Linked DNA regions of Homo sapiens: region 1 is linked to region 2. Evidence: read pairs that join two places in POLR2A ChIA-PET (ENCODE). Cell type or tissue: A673. All regions are shown on one strand. Links, peaks and the distances in the headings refer to the core of each region. The heading gives the core; the rest is flanking DNA.

Evidence for each region. Peaks named below come from ENCODE experiments on the same cell type or tissue, not always from the same donor. Only the 100,000 strongest peaks of a DNase experiment are listed, where the experiment ranks them.
Region 1: POLR2A ChIA-PET joins it to region 2 with 10 read pairs; 9 of 35 experiments call an interaction of 5 or more read pairs at or near these places.

The regions. Positions count from the first base shown.
Region 1 is chr10:103,572,248-103,582,195 of GRCh38, forward strand. All of the region lies in intron 3 of NEURL1 (neuralized E3 ubiquitin protein ligase 1), which reads left to right. LOC124902496 (a long non-coding RNA gene) reads right to left here. Exons shown (of 3, transcript XR_007062277.1): 3 at 7,724-8,742. Among named protein-coding and RNA genes, the nearest start is that of NEURL1-AS1, 60 kb to the left of the region's middle. In A673, for the core only: no CTCF peak of the experiment used is centred there; no DNase peak of the experiment used is centred there.
Region 2 is chr10:103,657,360-103,667,307 of GRCh38, forward strand. It overlaps SH3PXD2A (SH3 and PX domains 2A), which reads right to left. Exons shown (of 15, transcript NM_001394015.1): 8 at 3,624-3,755. LOC124902495 (a long non-coding RNA gene) reads left to right here and starts at 2,801. Exons shown (of 2, transcript XR_007062276.1): 1 at 2,801-3,778; 2 at 8,588-8,792. RefSeq lists an enhancer at 420-921. In A673, for the core only: no CTCF peak of the experiment used is centred there; DNase peaks (open chromatin) are centred at 2,752, 4,432 and 6,682; H3K4me3 peaks cover 1,838 bases; H3K27ac peaks cover 3,656 bases.

The DNA.
Region 1 (9,948 bases), core at 1,028-9,027, 85 kb before region 2:
TCCAGGGAGATTACATCATGGTCCCAGGAGCCATGGCCGTTGAGGGGTAGAGCCAGCCCTGAGTCTCCAGCTCTAAAGCCAGCTGTCAGCCCCTGGGCTTTGCAGCCTTCCAGGAGACGGGGTTCCAAGCCCACCCCAGTGCCTTTTGCAGGGATGTTGGATAAAAGGGTAGGATCCAGGAGCAGAAGGCACTGGGGGAGCTAAGACTCTTGGCTGCTCCCTGGCCCCCAGCGTAAGTTAGGCTCTTTGAGGACAGTGAGAGAGCAAGGAGGAGGAGCCTCGGGAAGCAGCCTGGCATGCTCAGGGGCCAGGCTTCCCTGCAATGGCACAAGTACTGGGGCCGGAAGAGGACAGGAGAATCTCCGACTTCCTAGGGTCACACAGTAAGTTGGTGGTTAAGGTAGGACTAGAACTCAGGTCACCTGACTCCCAGCCCAGGATCCTTCCCACCTGGCTCTCCTTGTGCACAGGCACTCAAGTGCATGTGCGCACACATAGACTCTGGGTACAAATCAGGCCATCGGCAAACTGGCTTTGTCTCCAGGCAGAGGCTATGCAAGCCTCAGCTTCCTCAGCTGTGAAATGGGTTGGTGGGAAGATTAAGTTCCATCAGGGAGGCTGTGAGTAAAGTGCCCAGCACAGTCTCGGGTACCAAGTATATGCTCAAGCAACACTTTTTCCTTCGTCTCCCATCTCTACCCGCCTCTCCCTGCAGAGAAAGAGGCCATGAAGGTGGTTGAAAACCTTTTTTTTTTTTCCCTTTCTGACTTCAGAGCCTAGAAACAGTGAAGTTCTTCTGTCCACAACACTTTTGAGCAAAAAGTCAGTGATAGTAAAAACAAAGAAATGAGTCAGAAGCCTGTTTGTTGAGTTCCAAACATCAGGAAGCTGTTTTTATTAGCTAGTAGTTTGGGAACTTTCTGTTTTTCACCTCAACAAAAGTGTTTCTGCACTCACAATGACATGTTAAGAGCCTGGAACTGGGCAGTTCTGGGTCTCAGCGACTGAAGAAGGGAGCCCAGGTGCTTTGCATTTTCTCTGTAAAAGGGGTGTGCCTGCAGCCGGGGGCAGAAAGGGCAGCGTTCATGTCCCTGAGCTACAGAGACCGGCAGATCCTAGCCTCACGCTGTACTAGTTGTGGGGCCTCAGTTTCTTCATCTGTAACGTGGGGCTAAATGCTTTCTCGGGGTTCTTTGAGGAGCAGCTGATGCACAGTAGGGGGTCAGTGGCTGTCATTTGTCCCCACCCATTCTGGGGAGGACAGTTCTTCACTCAGGGCTCAAGTGAATGCCTTGGTGCTGCTCTGGTATCCTCAGGGCCCCACACTTCAAGGCACTGGAGTCCCAGCGCTTGAGTTTGAGCTCTAACCTGACCACTTCTGCCTGAGCCTCAGGCTTCCCACCTGTATAATGGTTGTGAAGGCTTTGACTTAGCCCAGGACTTAACCACATGGTGGAAGACAAAGTCTCTGCTCCTGAGAAAGCCACAGTCTTGTTGAGGGGTGGGCAGGTGAGGGCAGTGGGGCAACATTCTTGCTTTTCCCTAAGCAAAAAGTGGCCTCCCTCACAGTCCCCACTCTGGCTTCAAGGCCAGTCCCAAAGCCCCCTCCCTCCCTGAAACCTTCCTGGGCGGAATTCTTCTCTCCATCTTTGTGTGCCACCAAGTGGTGCTGGTGCTTCTCTCAGTACTGAGCATCGCAGAGCCTTGGTCCGTCCATACGTCCACTTCCCTGCAAGATGGGGAAGAATCCACGTCTCACTCAGTCGGGCTGCTCTCCAGAGTGGAGGCTTCTGCCTGACCTGCAGAGGACGTGGAGGAATATTTGCAGGGTAGGTAGGGGAGAGTAGTCAGGGGCAGGGTGGGGGACGAATGGGAGGGCAGATGCGTTGTTAGATGAAGAAAACGGCAGGTGGGTGGGGGCCAAGGGCAACCCAGCCCTGCCCACAGATAACCCAGGCTCATTGGGAAGTTAGGGAGATGAAGCAAACACTCCAGACGATGCAAGCGCTCAGGGCACAACCCAAGAGAAGCCAGTAAATCACTAACCGCTGTGGTCATGGGATGCCTTCCATCTGCCGAGATGGTTTCTATCCAGTTATCTCATTTAACCCCTCTGAAGCAGGCCCCACAGGGAGTGTTTTTTATCCCCATTTGGCAGGGAGATAACTGAGGCCCACGCAAGGCCTGGCTTGCCCATGTAGGGATGTGGCAGAGCTGGGACTTGAACTGGGTGTTCTGATGCCAAAAGCAACACCTTTCCCATTACCCTCCAGCTGGTTTAAACATAAAAGGAGGCAGGAAGTCAGAGGAGGCTGAGGTCAGTGGGGGAGGATGGAGGCCAGGAGGGCTTCTTGGAAGAGAAGACTTGGGCTGGGCCTACAAGTTCCAGGAGGGCCCTGGCACATGGGAATGAAGTGGAACACGACAGACGGGCTTCCCACCCTCAGGGGCTGAGGAGGGCTTGGAGAATAATCTGAAGGGCCCATCCTGGGCCAGAGCCCAGGTGGCCTGACCTGGTCCAGCCCCATCCCCCCTGTGACTATAAATGGGTTTGCACGCAGTGTTTTCAGTTGCATTTGGAGTTCCTGACAGGCTCCTCTCTGCACACCCGATAAGGCTAAGGCCCCAGCGGATTCCGTCCCAGCCGTAAATCACCATAATCCCTGGGTATTTTCAAACACTGATTATGGCCCCTAAATTCAATTGGCAGATTGAGATATCCCTTCATTTATTCTTCCTGAATTTTTTTTTTTTTTGGTAAAGAGAGAGAGGGAGACACAGAGATTCATCCAGAGATCTCCTGAGGTGGGCGTGATCTCTCCACCTTCGTTCACTGCCTGTCCTCTGAGATACTCCCCTCTACCCCAGGTAGCCTCAGGATCAGCTTCCTTCCCTGCCTTCTCTTTCCTCTCCGCCCCACTTCCCGCCCCTCCCTCTCTCCATCACCTGCACCTTTACTGCACCTGTATCTTTCTGGGCTTTTCTCTCTCCCTTGACCTAGATCCTCTCACCCTTCTTGCTTTCCCTGGTCTTGGTGTCCTTCTCCCCGCTGCTGTCTCTCTTCTGAAGAAAGTCGCTGTCCATCTTGGTGGCTCTGAGGCTGGGCCAGTCTTTCCTGGGGTGACTGTCCCCCAAACCAATGTCTGATCTTTGGGGATTTTCTGCCAGGCCTGCCCCTGCCCCCTTTGTCTGAAGCCTGTGGTCAAAGCCCTCCCAATCTTACCTGCTCTGTGTTTGTTCCTTAGACCAGAGGCTTCCCAGGGTAGCTGGCACATAGTAGGTAAGCAGGTCAGGCCATGGATGGGTTGTGTCCCCAGACAGAGTGGAGGCAGGGGCTGGTGTCTCTCCCCAGTGGACGGTCCTCCCTGCCCTGGCCAGAATCCAAGCCCACAATGGTGCCCATGCCATGGCCCCAGCAGGCCCTCCTCCCTGTTATGGTGCCCATGCCACAGCCCCAGCAGGCCCTCCTCCCTGTTATGCTGGAGTTCTGCAGATCACCTCTTTCTTTGGGGCGCCCTGGCCCAAGCCCAGGCTGGTATCGTCAAGAATAACAGCTTCCTTCCTCCAGGGAGAAGGACCCGCCAGCAACTAAATAAACACAGGTTTTATGGGGTGATTAATACATGGAAAAAGAAGCTCCTATCCCAGTATCTCAAGGTCTCCTTGCTCCTCTCAGAAATGTCAATTCAGGAAGAGCAGCTGTGAGTCCCAGCAGGACTTGGCTGGCGGGCCAAGAGCCCACTTACAGGGTGCTCCAGAGCATCCCTTGGTGCCTACCACTGCCTAGGCACTAAGCGGGGGCAGGTGGGAGACAGAAGAATCAAAAACCCAGCCCCTCTCCTGGAATAATGTTTTCCCTGGGGGACACATCATATAACTGATGCAAGGTGGCCCAAGTTCAATTCTGCAATCAAGTGTGACCTGAAGAGTAAAACTGTGTGTATGTGTGGGAGGGGAGTGCAGCTAGAGAGCAATCCAGGAGGACTTCCTGTAGGAGACAAGTTTTAAGTCAGGAACTAAGTGAGGTGAAAAGAATGGATTGGTTGAGGAACAATTTAGGTCAGACAGGGGGGTGTCCACAGGTGCAGAGGTGGGGAATTGGCGGTCAGTAGGGGAGCAGATCCAGGAGGGGAAGGAATGAGGTAGAAAGGTAGTGGGTGACTTGTGGAGGTGAGGGGTGTGCACAGGTGTGGGTATGTGTATGCATCACAGGGGAGAGAGCCATGAGAGCTGAAAGCTTCCAGCAGCTTTTGTGCTGTCAAGTTGTTCAGTAAGAGGGACTGGCTGGTTGACAGTGGAGAAGTATGAGACCCAGAGATGGGGAGAGGCCTGCCCAAACTCTCCCAGCTGCTCATCAGCCAGGCCAGGCCTGGAACCCAGATCTCTCAGGCTGATCTGGGAGTAAGGTCAGAGGGAGGAGGCTATCAACACATCTAAATGGTGGGGCTGGGTCCGGGAGGGTTCTAGGAGGGGATGAGGTGGGGGCTCCCGAGGGCTTATGCATTCTATTCCATCCCTTGCCATGCACAGGTTCCCAGGTCTTGGTAAAAGACCCACGCCTGCCTACTGAGGAGAGAGCTGTATGGAGACTCTCAGGATGGGCTTCCAAGGGTCATGTGCTGCTGGGTGGGTTCTCCAGGCCCCCTGGAGATAGGGGCCTAGGTCAGGTCCCCTATCCAGGGTGTGCCTCAGCTTGGAGGTGCTGAGCATGAGTGATCCCCAGCCGAGGACCACACTGCCATCTGGGCCTTCTGCTTCCCAGGCTAAACCAATATTTACCCTCAGCTGTGGCTGCTAGGGGCCAAGAGGCAAATATTAGTTTAAGGAGCCTGAGCCAGCTGTTGGGCTGGGGGAAACAGCTGAGGCTGCCGATCATGATTTCTTCCTCTTTGATGATTTTCATTTCTTTTTGATTAAGAAAAAAATCTTGCTTTTCCTTCTGCTTCAGAGGGTTTTCTGGTGCTTCCTTTCTGCTTACCCCAAATTCTGCCAGCTATATCAGTGCCCCACACCAAACCCTCCCCTCCATTAGGAAGCTTTCCCAGACCTCCCTCATTCAAAATGACCCTTCCTCCTCCTGACCATCGGAAGCACTTGGAGACCTAAGTGGTATAAGCAGCTTTGAGTCATGTATTGTCCTGCTCTTTAAAGATCCAGCATATATCCTCTTTGTATATAAAGGAAGGTATTATTGTGCCCATTTTGTAGATAAGGAACAGAGGCTGAGAGAGGTCTGATAACCTGCCCAAGGTCACACAGCTGGCAGTTGGTGGAGCTGGGATTTGAACCCAGGAGCTTGGGCTACATTACCTTCCAGCTTCTCTAGATGTGAGTCCATCTGATCTCCCTATTAGGTCTGGATACCCGACAAGAGCGGGGACAGTGGCCCTCCTGTGCCTTCCAGAGTCGAGCTTACAAGAGCTCAAGGCATCAAGGATCAACTGCACATGTTGGGCACAGATAGGCCACCAGGGCCCCAGCAGTGCTGGTACAAGGAAGAGGGGCAGTGCAGCGCCCAGGATGCCAGATTCAGTGGGGAAGGTCGGTCTGCCTGCCTTATAGTTCCCCGGAGGCTCCCGAGGGCTTTGTCTGGTTCAGTTATTCCTGTGCACTCTAGTTTTCTACCACAATGAATATATATCAAGTTGAACCATATGTAATCACCAGTATTGGACTGTTTTTAACTTACAAGAAAGGCAATCTCATGTTTGCCCCTAGCATCTCTTGGGCCCAAGAGATTGTACTGGGGCCTTGGAGAGAGTGGTGGGGCTCAGGGTGGGGTGTATGTGGAGGGAGGAGCTCGGGCCTTGCAGTATTGGGGACAATGCCTTCATTTAAGATGCAGGAGACCCACTGAATCAAGGCTTGACTTGGCCACTCATTAGCTCTGGGCAGTTCTCAGCTTCTCTGTGCTTCAGCCTCCTCATTATTTGGGCATAATTATACACACCCCACTTACCTCACAGATGTGGAAAGGCATTTACACAAATGAGAAGGGCTTTTGTCTTTAGGTTAAAAAGGAATACCTAATTTAAAGACACCGCCCTCCACGGCCAAAAAAGCCAACCCCTCAAACCAGCTCTTCAACTAGAAGAGGGAGCCTTGAACCCAGGTCTCTGTATCGGGCTGAAAGGAAAACCATGCAATCGAAATTGCTCCTTGGAACAAGATCTGTGCTTCTCCAGCTGGGTTCCTTGGAACACTGGGGTTCCACAGAGGTGTCTTGGAGGCTGCAGAGAAGGCCAGAGAGAGGGTGAGGGGATAGGTGCTAGGTCCACCTCCTAGACTTCAGCCAGAACTTGGGGTTCTGTTGGACAAAAGGATTCCACTGCTTTTTAAAAAAGTTTGAGACCCACTAGACCAGATGATTCTATAAATCTATGAGATCCCGTGGCTTGAAGATTCTCTGAATCTTAAAGTCTGTGACTGTGAGTGATTTTAGGATGTTCTGCCCTTCCCTCTGTGAGCCCCAGAAAGCATGTTTGTTTCTCCTAAATTTCCCATGGTTGGGTTTAAAGGGAGAGGGTGGAGGTGGGTGCTGGGAGGGGTGGAGAACCCCCTTGCCTGTCTAAGCCAGGCACCCGCACTTCCCGGCTCCCTCCCATGCCCCGTGCCAGATGCGGACCAGCAGGAGGATGTTTGTGGAGACAGTAAAGGGCTGGCAGCGCCTCCCAAACAGGGGCCAGCAGATACCTGCTAGCAAGCCAGGCGGCTGCAGGCTGACCTGTGGTTACAGATTAGCCAGTGCTCCGGATGTGAGAACGTCAACAAATGGGACTCTCAGGCTGACGGCAAGCTCTGCCTCAAAGGAGGCCCCGGCCTGCCCTGAGGTCCCCCACGCCCAGGTCCTGCCTTGGTTACCCTGCACTGCTGGCAGCGTATGGCAGGGCCGGGTGGCTTTCTGGGCAACAGCAAGCCCTGGGGCCCTCCTCAGTCTGTCTCCTCCCGCTCCCACTCCTGCTCTTCACCAGGTGTTTGCTAACAGTTTTCTCACCTGTCAACCCAAACCCTCCTGTGTTTCAGCTCAGGTCAACTCCTGTGTCGTCCAGAATACCTTCCCTAGCCCACTCTGAAACAGGAAGGGGACTTCAGCCTTAGTTGGGGATCTTGATCCTAAAGGGGTTATTTACTGTAAAGGAGAGAAGACTCAGAGGGAGCCCCAAGGAGGGTATCTGGGATACATATGGATTCCCACCAGGAGAGTTTTTCTAAGTCATGGTTATTCCAAGGTGGGGAATAGGTAGCCTTGGGAGATGGTAAACTTCCTGACCCTAGGGCCATTCTAGCCTCTAGCTGAGAGATTGGCAGGGATAAATGGATTTCCTAGTACCTTAGTTCCTCGAAAGTCCTGTCTAATCCTAGATACTAAGACTCTGGTAACTGAATTGTATTCAAATATTTTCCTGACTTCGGGGCAGGCATGGTGGCTCACACCTGTAATCTCAGCACTTTGGGAGGCTGAGGCCAGCAGATCACTTGAGCTGAGGAGTTCGAAACCAGCCTGGGAAACCTAGTGAAACCCTGTCTCTACAAAAAATACAAAAATTAGCCAGGCGTGGTGGTGTGCACCTGTAGTCCCAGCCACTTTGGAGGCTGAGGCACAAGAATCGCTTGAACCTGGGAGGCAGAGGATGCAGTGAGTGAGCCTAGATCGTGCCACTGCACTCCAGCCTGGGGAACAGAGCGAGACCCCGTATCAAAAAATAATAATAATAAAAAAAACATGTCCTGCCTTTAAGCCTTGCCCCTTCCACTGACTCTTGGCTCCCAGGGCCCAGTTCCTGGCTCCTCCCTCTCCCAGACTCCCTGCCCAGGGCTGGGCACACAGTAGGTCAGTGAGTAGGGCCCCCAGCACCACCTAGAGGAGGGGAAACACATGGCCGGGACCTCCCTGCCCTGGCAGGGTCTGCTTATTTTTGCTCTGGCCCAGGGTGTTGGTAGAGCCACTGCCGGGCACCAGAACAGGCAAGAGCTGAAGACTGACAGGTTCTTTCCTGAATGATGGGACATGCAAGGGTAGTCAGCTTAGCGGCTTCTCCTCATGGCCTTGTGCCATCTCTGTTCCCATCATAAACACCTCCAAAGCAGGTGGGCACGTGTCCCGGCACCGATTATGTAACTTGTTGCTTCCGAATGTGGGGCCACCCCACTGCTTGGGGTGAGAGGTTGCCCATCTGGTTTTTCTAAGCCTTACCCATCAAGTGGTGCAGTCTTGGGCCGAGGTTGGTCCCATGGTGTTCTCCCATGGCTTGGGGCCCCAAACACTGCCCTGACCTCTAACTTGGTATCAGCTCACTCAACTGTGACCTTTGCCGTCCCTTCTGCGGAGGGTGTTCTAACCAGCTCCTGTGTCTCGAGTTTCATCTATTTCAGGGCTTCGACACAGCTGGGCTCACTGATGGGATGGTTATTTTGGAGCTGCTGGCTGCCTGCAGCTGCTCCTGACCCTGAGGGGTGGAGAGGGAGAGAAGACAGACTTGGGCTGGGCACTGGCCCTAGGGATTCGTTCCGTTTTTAGCTGTTTCCCAGCAGCTTTTGTCCCTCCCCTCCCAACTCTAGCAAGATTTCAAGCAAGGCTAAAGGGATCCTCTTCCTACCCCCTTCTCTTTGTACATCCTCCACTGTTTCTCCTTTCTTTCTTCTTTATCCTCTCACCTCTACATTTTAGCTGCTGCTTCTTGGTCTTTGGTGATTTCATTCAATGAGTATTTCCTGGGTACCCATCATGACTGATGTGAAATCCTGCATTAAGGTTCAAAAAGCCCATGGTCTGAGGACAGGTGTACCTGACTTTTAGTTGAGACTGTGCTCAAGCCAAGCAAATACTAATATCTGAAGTTATCGGGTAGCTTCTGGGTGCTGGGGGTGGTCCCACTTTACCTCGGATCTTTCCAACAACAACTCAGGGCAGGTATTATTACCCCTATTCTCTAGGTGAGAAATTTGAGGCTGGGAGGAAGGTTGCTTACCCAAAAGCCACCAGCCAAGTGCTGGATCAGACATTTAAACCTAGGCCTGATCCAGACCTGGATCACCCCAAAGCCCATGCACTTTCTTCTGAATCATGTGGCATTTCACATGCCAATAACAACGGCTTATATTAACCTAATGACTGTGCCAGGTCTCCTATTAGGTGCCCTGTGTACCTTACTCCTTTTCATCCTCACAGCGTCTCTTCTAAGGGGAGTATTAGATACAGATTTTATGTAAATCAGTAGATGCTGATTTCACTGCTGAAGAGGCCCCAAGAAGTTCAGCTATTTGTCCAGTCATATAGCCCTGTCATACAGGAAATGGCAGGGCCAGGATTTGAACCTAGACTGATGACTTCAAATTCATTGCACTTAACTGTGCTCCTGTCCTGCCTACTAGTATATGAATGTTGGTTACTGAAAAAAACCTAATGTACTTTTAGGTTGCATTATTAGAAGTATAGCATATATACCAAGGGAGGTGATGGCCACACTATGCCTTGAGCTGGTTGGTGCACATCTAGAGTACTGAGTCTGGTTTTGTTCATTATCTAAGAGGTGGGAAGGTGTGTGGGGACTCTGAGTATTCCCTGAGAATTGTCTTCAGTACTGGGCTGATAGGCAGCTCAGGAGGTAGTGGGTTAAATACAGGGAGGTAGATTTTGGTTTAAAAGAAGGAAATACTCTTTAAAGACAGATTAACTCCACAATGGAACAGGTTGCCTGGAAGTTAGTGAGCACCTGGTAGTGTGCATGTTTAAGTAGAAGGGGACTCCTGAAGGGGCAGAGAGACCAGGATAGCTTGCATCCAGCCCCATTAAGAGCTCTGTTCTGAGGGTCTGCCCAGCCCCAGGAGCTCTGGACTGATTGTCCTGAGGGGGTGGTGTGGGCCCTGTGACAGCTGTGTTCCTGGAGGCTCTGGCTGGACATCTCTGAGCGACCTGATTCCTCTTCTCCCTGCTGTTACTGCCCCTTC
Region 2 (9,948 bases), core at 942-8,941:
CAGAAATTATGCCTGCTGGAGAGGGAAGCCAATGCAGTATTTGAGGCAAATGAATGTCCTAAAGAGGAGGCGCCTTATGCACTTTTGCTTATGTCAAGGGTAGAGGGGTTTCCAAAGACAAAGTAACAATGGCGGCTGCATGCCCTGGTATGGCTTGCTGGGTGGCAAAGCTACCAAAGCTATGAATCTTCCTGCTCTATGTGTCCCTGTATATCAATGGAGAAAAAGAGTCCTCTTCTGGTCTGGCCCTAGGCCCACTGGTTGATCACAAATGCTTTCCTTAAAGCTATTCAAGTCTCACTTTGGGTTTGACTCCTGTTCTCTGGAACAGGTTTGTCCTCAGTCCTAGGTACACATCACCTTCCTCAGACCCTCTCAGCTGTTTCTTGTCCCTAAGTTCAATGGATCAATGAACAACATGAATTCCCATTAGCTGGAAGGAGGGATGCAGAGACAACCTTCCCCACAGATGTTCCAGGGAGCTCTACAGCCATCTCACCCAGCCTGCATCTCGCCTCAACCTACAGCATTGCCAACTTGGACTTCTACCCTTCCCACCTGGGATGGGCCCATTCTCAGCCTCCCTGCATGACCTCTGTTGAGGGGAGAGATCTTAGCTCTTGGACTCTAAGGCAATTACTTAGCCTCTTAGCCTATTACTTCAGCCACAAATTGGTTAAACTCCCTTCTACTGCATGGTGTTGTTCCATGATATCCCAAAAGAATGATGTATGTGAAGCATGTGGCCTGCCACCTGGTGTTTACTGACTCAGAATCACCTTCCATGCACATCTCTCTTTAGACCAATGAGAGCACAGAGGGGCTCTGATGAGCAGGCAGAGCCAGAGGTGGCTGGGTCCCCCTGTGGACACTCTACTTGAGGCACTCCCAGCCAAGTGAGAGGGGACAAAGGCAGAGTCCTGGCACCCTGTGGGCAAGGCAAGGCCCAGGGAGGTGGGGATGGTGCTGGCTGGGGCCATTGCCCAACAACGCAAATGGAAATGCCTCAACACACCCACTGTGTCCCAAGGTCAAAGGCTTCACAATTGGGTCTTTGTTCCTGAGTTCAAAAGCCTCACTCACCACTCCTTCAGGTTGCACAAGACGCCTCCTCTCCCCCACCGTCAGGCCTCCAGCTTCCCTGAACTGGGAAGCGACCATCCCAGAGATCTGCAGCTTGGCCCTCTTCCTTTCTCCCCTCCACCCACTTCATTTCTCTGGTTAGGCTGGATGTATACTCCAGGCCTCCTAGTAGATAGCAACAGACGGGTTTGAATAGGTAGGCACAGCACTGCAGGTCCTGTGCAAATATCTGCAGCTGAGCAGCTGTCTCTACCAACGGTAAAGATACGAAACTCCCAGAAGTAGAAAAGCCATGTTCAGGGAAACTCTTTCTACCCGACACCTTGAGTCCCACCAAGTTTCCCAGCCTTGGAGTTCAGACCTGAGAGAGAGCTCAGGGAGGTCATTTGCTCCAGCCCCTGCTTCCAACCAGCCACAAGGTCATCTCCATTTTATGGAAGGAATAACTGAAGCCCAGAGAAGTTAAGGGACATGAAGCCCCCCAGCAGGCAGTGGCAGGTAGAATGCGGCTTCTAAGAACAGCAGCTCCCTCACACAGTCTGCGTGCCAGACTGGCCTGCTCTGGCCACGGGTGGCCGTGGGGAGCTGGGGTGCCTGGGCCACCTCTAACAGCCATCAGCAGCTCCTCAGGAGAGCAGGCATCTCCCCCTTTGTCAAGGCTCCTTCCCCCAATCCTAGGACTCCAGTGTCCCAGGGTCCTGTAGATGGGATAGGAGGGGAGAGGGCGCACATGCCCTGGGAATCCTGGAGTCTTCCAGCAGGATGACTTCCTCTTGTGTGCTCTCATCTTCAGCCATCCTGGCCAGTGGCTGGCAGCCCCCAAAGACATGGGGGCTCACTACCTCCTGCTGCTCAAGGGTTAAACGGCTATGGTGTGACAGGCAGGCGTGGTGGGAGAACCATTGGTTTGCTCAGAACTTCCCTAGCCAGAAGTTCTGAGAAGAACCAACCACCTTTCCTGATGCAAGCTCTACAACAAACATCTCCCTCGCCTGAGGTCTCCCATGTCACCATTAGAGATCCATTGCTTTGGGTCTTCAGGTACTGGGGGTTTCCAGAGCCAGACCCCCATGACATTGCTAGCTTACTTTGCGGGCAGGGACGTGGCACCATGAGCATGACAAAGGCTGAGGACAAAGCTGCCCAGGGAGGAGCCCAGTGTGGGCACCTGGGACGAAAGGTTGAGGCCTCACAGCAGGGACATGGCTCTGCCAGGGAGGACTGTCACTGCTGACCACCTTGGTGATGACTCCAGGCACAAGGGCAGACACAGTCTGACCTGAGAGGGGAGCAGGCACTTCGAAGACCTCAGAGCAGGAGGGCCACAAGTCAGACCCTATACGCATATCACAGCCCTGTTCTCTGGAGCCACTGGTGGCAGGAGCCTGCACCCACCTCCCCCAGGAGGCCCACTGGGATTTCCTTAGCATCTCCACAGCTCCTGGCCACCAGGAGGCACAGGGTTCTGCTTTGGATCTCAGGAGACTCCCTTCCCCGCAACCTCCCTGTGTCTCGATTCCTGTCTCTACGGAGCAGGCACTGCTGTCCTATGCTTTGCCTTTCCTTTCCGGGTTTAAACACTGGCAAGGCATAGAGTGGGACTAGGAGAGGAGAACAGGCTCCTCCCCTCTGGAAGTATCCACCAAACACCACTCAGAGAGGCTCTGAGCACAGGGGCCTTCCCTGCAGCAAACCGAAACTGAAACAAAACACCCCAGAAACCCATGCAAGCCCTGGGAGGCTGTGGGCTGATGGATGTCCTGGGCTCGAGTCCCAGCCCTGGCCCTGTTGGGGGCCGAACAAGCCTGGACTGACAGGCTTGGGCTCTCCTCTCTTCACCTGCCATGACTCCTGCTGCCAGGGACACCAAGGTACCTTTGCCCCCTCCGTGGCACCCTGAGAACCAGCTGCCCCGGGCAGCTGTCAGTACGGCCCCTGTCAGTGCCGGACCTTGCCTGGCCCAGGCCTGGCTGCATCCCCCTCACTGCGCTTGCTTTCCAGGTCCTGGGGCCTCCAGCTCGGCAGGGGGCAGTCAGATCCCCAACCAGACCCCAACCAACGCCCGCAGGCCTGGCCCTTCCACAAACTTGCCAGCGACCCGGGGACCCTGGACCCCATGGTGACAGCAGGGCCTGCCTTCCCCACCAGCTGGCTGGGCTGTCCTGCCTGGACCCTGGACCCTGGCTCAGAACGTGGTTGTTGCTGGGCATCCCTGAGCTGAGAGCACCCTGCCCCACGGGCCTCCGAGGGCACGGGGACCCCAGCAGGGCTGGCCATTTATTCCCGCGCTGTGCCTGAAACGTGCAATTAACACAGGCTGGTTAATTACCCCGAGCAAGGAGACATTCTTCCACCACCAGGCAAACTGCTGGCCTGCAGCCCAAACCAACAGGGGGAAACTTCAGCCGCCTCGGCCCTCTCTCTGCCAGATGGAAATAACGTATAGCTGCAGCGGTGGGGGAGGAGGGAGGAACAAAAACCAGCTCGGCCCGGGGGCCAGACCGGAACCCCAGTGGACGGCCATTGGCCAGGGCACTCACCGCTCTCGTTCTTCTCGATGACATCCACCACCTCCCCGGCCTGGAGGCTCAGCTCCGAGTTCTCCTGCTTCTTATAGTTGGACACCACCACGTACTGTTCCAGGATCATGGGCTCGGCGGTGGCGTCGGCACCTGGCGAGGGCAGAAAGCACGCGGTGAGCCAGCGGCCAGCCATGGCCCCGCGGCCAGGGCGCCCCCTGTCCATCGGCCTCCTCGGGGGTGGCTGCTCTGTCGCCAGCGCCGCTCCCAGGGGCAGCCCGCAGCCGGGGCTCGCAGCTCACAGGGCGCCAAGGACAGGCCATATAGCAAGGCCCCAGACCGGCCCGCTGCACCGCGGGGTCCGGGGGACATGGGGAGCCAGGGGGCCGGGGAGGGGACGGGCAGGAGGAGGAGGAAAGAGAGAGGCAGAGCGGAGGCGGAGGCCAAGGAAGCTCAGAAAGAAGCCTTGTGCTGCGATGAGTTAGTCACAGCCCGGCATGAGGGAGCCTGCGGGGAGGCCTGGGGCCGACGGGGTCTCTCCGGCCTCCCTCTCGGGCCGGCAGGGGCATCGGGGAGGGCGGCGAGCCAGCGGGTGGGCGGCCCATGAGGGCTGAGGCCAGAGGCAAAGGAAAGGCAAGCAGGAGGCTCCAGCCTCTGCCCCCAACCCCTGCAAACCCGAGAGAAAAGGCAGCCCTGCTCCCTCGGGCGGGAGAGGGAGAGGAGAGAGCGGGAGAGAGCTTCTCCACGGCCCAGGCCCAGGCGAGGAGTCAAGAGGGTTTGAGGCCGCCAATCACTGGGGTTTACTCGCAACCCTTAAATAGAAACACATGAGACCCGTCGAATGAGGAGCCGGGGGTGGAGGCAGGGGAGGGGGAGGAGGCCTAGACTGTTTACTTGAAACCCAAGAAGAAAGTCCCCGCGCCAGCGGCTGGCGAGCCCAGCCCGCCCCCCGCCAACTTTTCCTCAAGTTCGCTCCGTTCCTGCCCCTCGGGCTCACCCAGGCGCTGCCACCGAGCCCAGGCCGGGTACAGTCGGACCAGCCTCAGGCCTGCCCCCAGCCCTGCTTCCAGAGAGGGCCCTCTGGCTGCAGAGACTGACTCAGTTTCTCTCTGCCTTTCAGTGCCGGGGCTTGTGGTCAGGCCCCGGCAGTTTGAGGGGCTTGAGGGGTCAAAAGCTGGGTGCAGCAGAGGGAGGGCAGGTGGACTCCCAGGAGCAAGCAGCTTCTCTGTCCTCCTCAGCCACTGGACCAGCACGACATTTGCTAAGCAGGCACCAGGCAGGAAGGCAGACAGGCTGGGTGCCCTTTTAGCTTCCTAGCTGAGTGGCACTGGATGCTGCTTAAACCTCTGCACTTCAACTCTTCCCATCACCATTATTGGCGGGGGGGGGGGCGGGGGGGGATAAGACACTTAAAATATGATGTGCTTTTTTTTTTTTTTTTTTTTTTTTGAGACGGAGTCTCGCTCTGTCGCCCAGGCCGGACTGCGGACTGCAGTGGCGCAATCTCAGCTCACTGCAAGCTCCGCTTCCCGGGTTCACGCCATTCTCCTGCCTCAGCCTCCCGAGTAGCTGGGACTACAGGCGCCCGCCACCGCGCCCGGCTAATTTTTTGTATTTTTAGTAGAGACGGGGTTTCACCTTGTTAGCCAGGATGGTCTCGATCTCCTGACCTCATGATCCACCCGCCTCGGCCTCCCAAAGTGCTGGGATTACAGGCGTGAGCCACCGCGCCCGGCCTATGATGTGCTTTTAGCTAGGAGTGAAAAGGATCCACTAGCCAGAAATGGACTAGTCACCTCCTACAGGAAGCCTTCTCAGACCACCCCCAGCCCAAAGGGAATTCCTAGTATACTTTTGTTTTTTTTGAGACAGGGTCTTTGTTGCCCAGGCTGGAATGCAGTGGTGCAATCATGGCTTACTGCAGCCTTGACCTCCTGGATTCAAGCAATCCTCCCACCTCAGCCTCCCATGTAGCTGGGACCAAAGGCACACACCACCATACCCGGCTAATTTTTTTATGTTTTGTAGAGCTGAGGTCTCACTTTGTTGCCCAGGCTGGTCTTGAACTCCTGGGCTCAAGTGATCCTCCCGCCTCAGTCTCTCAAAGTGCTGGGATTATAGGCATAGGCCACTGCGACTGGCATAAACTATATGTCTGCCAATCTCCTTGAAGGCTAGGGGGCTTCATGTCACTAGCCTGGCTACAAAAATTGCTGAGGGTCTCCAAGTTCCACACAGCCCCCTTGGTGCCTCAGCCTATAGCCACATTCCCCACACGCCTGAGTTTGACTTGGCAAATGTGATGTGCCAGGCACATTAACCGCCCCATTTCATGCCCACAACATCCCCCTTATCTTCCATTTCACAAAAGACTAACCAGAGGCCCCTCTACAGCAGGCAAGAGACGACTCTAGCTCCCACAGCTGCTATGAAGAGCATCACATTCATTCAGTATGATTTTGTTCAGGCCCAAGCCCATCTGTCTTTCCATTGCAGAATAACTGCCTCTGATTTGTTTCCATCAGTCTGGTTCTTCTAGCACAGTAATCCTCAACTTGGAAGCACAGAATCACCCAGGGAGCTTTTTAAAAGTACTGATGCTGGGCTCCAGAGAGACAGGTTTCTTTGGTCTGGGACTCAGGCATGAGTAGTTTTTGGACATCCCCCCTGTGTCCCTATGGTGCTTGTGTGCACCCAGGTGCAAGAAGCACTACTTAGATCTTTGGGTCCTTCTGTAGGGGGAGGCTCCCTCCAACCTAGGGCAGACGGCAATGGCCACAGAACTCTAGGAAATCCCAAAGGGAGGCCTCCTTCCAGGGAAAGAAACCCACTGCCCCCCGGCAGTTTTCTCCCATGAGGTGTGGGCCCTGCAGGCCCATCTCAGCCCTTTGGAGAAGCAGAAGGGACCCTGCACAGCTGAGTGTGCCACATACATTCGCACGTGCACAGTCCCGAGCAGCCCTGCTAAAGCCGGGATTGTATTTCAGGCAGAAATGCAACCAACAGCCGGGCAGTAGGGCCTGCCCCGCCTCTGTACTTAGGCATGCCAGCTTCTGTGCCTGCCCCTGCCAGCTGGGCAGAGGCAGCGCCGGGTGCTGCGCTGACGGACTACCTCCCACTGTGCCCCTAGGGGAACAGCAGTGCCTGTTCCATGCCTGGAGCCTCTGTGGCCAACAGCACTTCTTAAGCGCACCCGGCACAAAAAGGGCCATCCCTGCCCTACGAGAAATGGGGCCTCCTTTCCCAGTGTGGGGGCACTGGATGAGAAGAGTGGGAAAGAAAGGCTCCAGCAACAAACAAGAATAGAGAGTTCTGTGGCAGGTTAGAGAGCCCGCAAGGCCTGAGTATGGCCAGATCATAGCAATAGTGACAGCAAGCCTTCATCAGTGCTGACTTGGAGGCATCCAACAGCATCGAGCTGCCTCGTCCAATCCTCAGAGCAACCCCATGCAGTAGGTCCTGTGATGGCCCCGTTTCACGCATGGGCAAAGCAAGCCTCATGAGGGTAAGTGAATTCTCTAAGGTCACACAGCTGGGATTGAACCCAAGCCCACCTGACACCACTGCCTATGATCTTAACTTCTGCACTGTATGTGGCCTATAATGGGCCACCGGCGCCTGGTCCCTAGGGAAGGGCCCATTACATCCCAGGTACCTGGGACACAGCGGCTGCTTAATAAAGACTAGAGTATGGGTTTCTTTCTCTCTCTTTTTTTTTTTTTTGAGACGGAGTCTTGCTCTGTCGCCCAGGTTGGAGTGCAGTGGCAAAATCTCGGCTCACTGCAACCTCCGCCCCCCAGGTTCAAGCAATTCTCCAGCCTCAGCCTCCCGAGTAGCTGGGATTACAGGTGCCCACCACCATACCTGGCTAAATTTTTTTTTGTATTTTTTAGTAGAGATGGAGTTTCACCATGTTGGCTAGGCTGGCCTTGAACTCCTGACCTTAAGTGATCTGCCCGCCTTGGCCTCCCAAAGTGCTGGGATTATAGGCATAAGCCACCACGCCTGGCCTAGAGTATGGGTTTCTAGTTGACTCTTGCCACCTCTACTGACCAGACCACAGTGCCTGTTAGGTGGCAGGCACTCAATAAGTGTGAAATGAACCAGTGAAACGCGTGAACTGGCAGAAAGATGAACAGAGGGACTCATTGGTTTGTGGTGTCAATATGAATACCTTGACTCTGATATGGGAATATGGGAAAATGAGCCAAACTCGAAGGGAGAAAGGGGAGATGGGGAAACTGAGGTAAGGAGGAGAAAGAAGCCCCAGCTTTGTGGCCAGAAGATGCCTGGAGGACGAGCAGGAGGTGCTGGGGAGTGGACAGACATCAGCTCATTTTAATCCAAGCCAAGAAAATCTGAGGCAGGGTTTCAAAGCAGAGTTAAATCCACACCCCCACACCCCTTCCCCCCACCACTTTCCTGGAAAATTGGCCTGACCTTCCTGAAGGCTGACTCTCTGGGACACAGGTAGAAAAGTTAAGGAAATATTCTCTAGGCATTGGAAAGCACAGACAGGCTATGGCCTCTCTCAGGAGCTGCTCCAAAGGCTGTGGGATGGACACACGGACACTCTGTCCTTCTGGCTGCCCTTCCCTCCCGTTGCACAGGCAGGCTCCCAGCTCTTCCCTCTGGCAGCTGCCTCTTAGGGTGTTCCCTGGCCAGGGCAGCCGGGCGGGCGGGAGCTGCGAGCAGGTATCCAGATGAGAAACCACTTGCAGGCCAGGCAGGCAGTGGGCGGTGATGTCATCCCACAGAGGCCACTCTGGATCCCCTCTCAGCCAAGGCCTGCAGAACTAGGGGCTGGAGGAGTCTGCCTGAGTGGGGAGGGGGCAGTGGAGGGAGCCTGGTGTCTTTAGATGAGGAGTGCTTGGCAGGAGCATGGAGAAGGGGTGTACCTCTTCTAGACAGCAGAGCCTCTCCTGGGTTGGAAGGGGCCTTTGCATGAGTCTGATCCAGAGATGGACCCTTGTGCTTTATTACAGAGCCCCTGGCTGGACCTGCTGGGGTCCCAGGGGTCCCCTGGACCCCTGCCCCACCCTTGCCTCACATCTGCATTCCTTCAACTACCACCTGGATGGAACCCTGGCTGCCAACTTAAACTTCTCAACTGGGCTTTTGCCAAGTCAGTCCCATGCTCCAACGCCTTCCACGGCTCCCTCTTGCCTATAAAGGACAAATTCAAGCCCAGTCTTTCTTGCCAATCTGAGCTCCCCAAGTTCCTTGATCCCCGTCCCCCACACCACCATTCAATACATCATTCATGATTCAACACATGTATCGAGCACCCACTAGGCGCCAACACCCAACACCACTGCTCCATGCAGCTTCTTACTTTCCAAGTCTGTGCTCTAGCTGCTGCCCCCTGCTGGAATGCTTTCCCTTCTCTCTACCAATCCCAGTTTCCCAATTCTCCCCAAGCATCTCTGTCCTCCAGGAGGCTCCTGATCACTCTTGTTCCCTCTTTTCTGTTCCCTCCTGGACTTTATGTTGGGCATTGCTCCCCAACCAAAGTATGTGCCTTGGACAAGAGTCTCTCGACACTCCAGGACTGGTGCCTCAGGACATGACATGGGACATAGTAATTACCTGAAATTCATGATGGAAATGCTTAGAATTAGAGTCCAAAGGTCTGAGGTCCAGTCCTGCTTTGCCCTTACTAGCTCTGAGATCCTGGGGAGGACACGTAACCTCTCTTGAGCTTTAGTGTCATCTGGAAACAGGAACAATAGCAGTTCCTACCTCATGGGAATTGTTCTGAGCACGGAATGAAGTGACGGGGCTTCAAGTCCTATGGAAATCATAGATGGTCATTTTAAAGCAAGTGGAGGGAATGGGAGATCTGAGGAGCAGCAAAGCTGTTGGTTCCTTCGTGGGCTCACCAGCAGGCAGCTCGGTGCCAGGGCTGCAGGTGCCAGGAGAAGGGTGGGGAAGGGAGGCCGGGGGCTGTGTCCCTGCAACATGCCCCTCCCAGACCCTACCTTCAGCAGGTAACGGGTACTTGCCAGCTGGATTGAGAGGCAGCTCAGAGCCCCCTGGGCCTACTCTGGGGGGATGCCAGGCTAAGCAACCTGAGGCCCCTGATCTATAAGGATCTCCAACATCAGCCCTTACCTCTGAGTTTCCTGTCTCATATCTCAAAGAACCCTCCAACCCTCCAGATGGAGAAACCAAGGCCCAGAGAGACTCTGGCCCTGGACTCGCAGTCTGGCTGGGTTTTCCCCCAGCCCACACTGCCTCCCCTGGGCCTCTCACTCCAAACAGCTGGGATCATCTTGAGACGTGGTTAAGTGTCCTCCCCAGGGTCACAGAGCTAGTAAGGCCCTGTGCTGGCCTCCACCCCAGG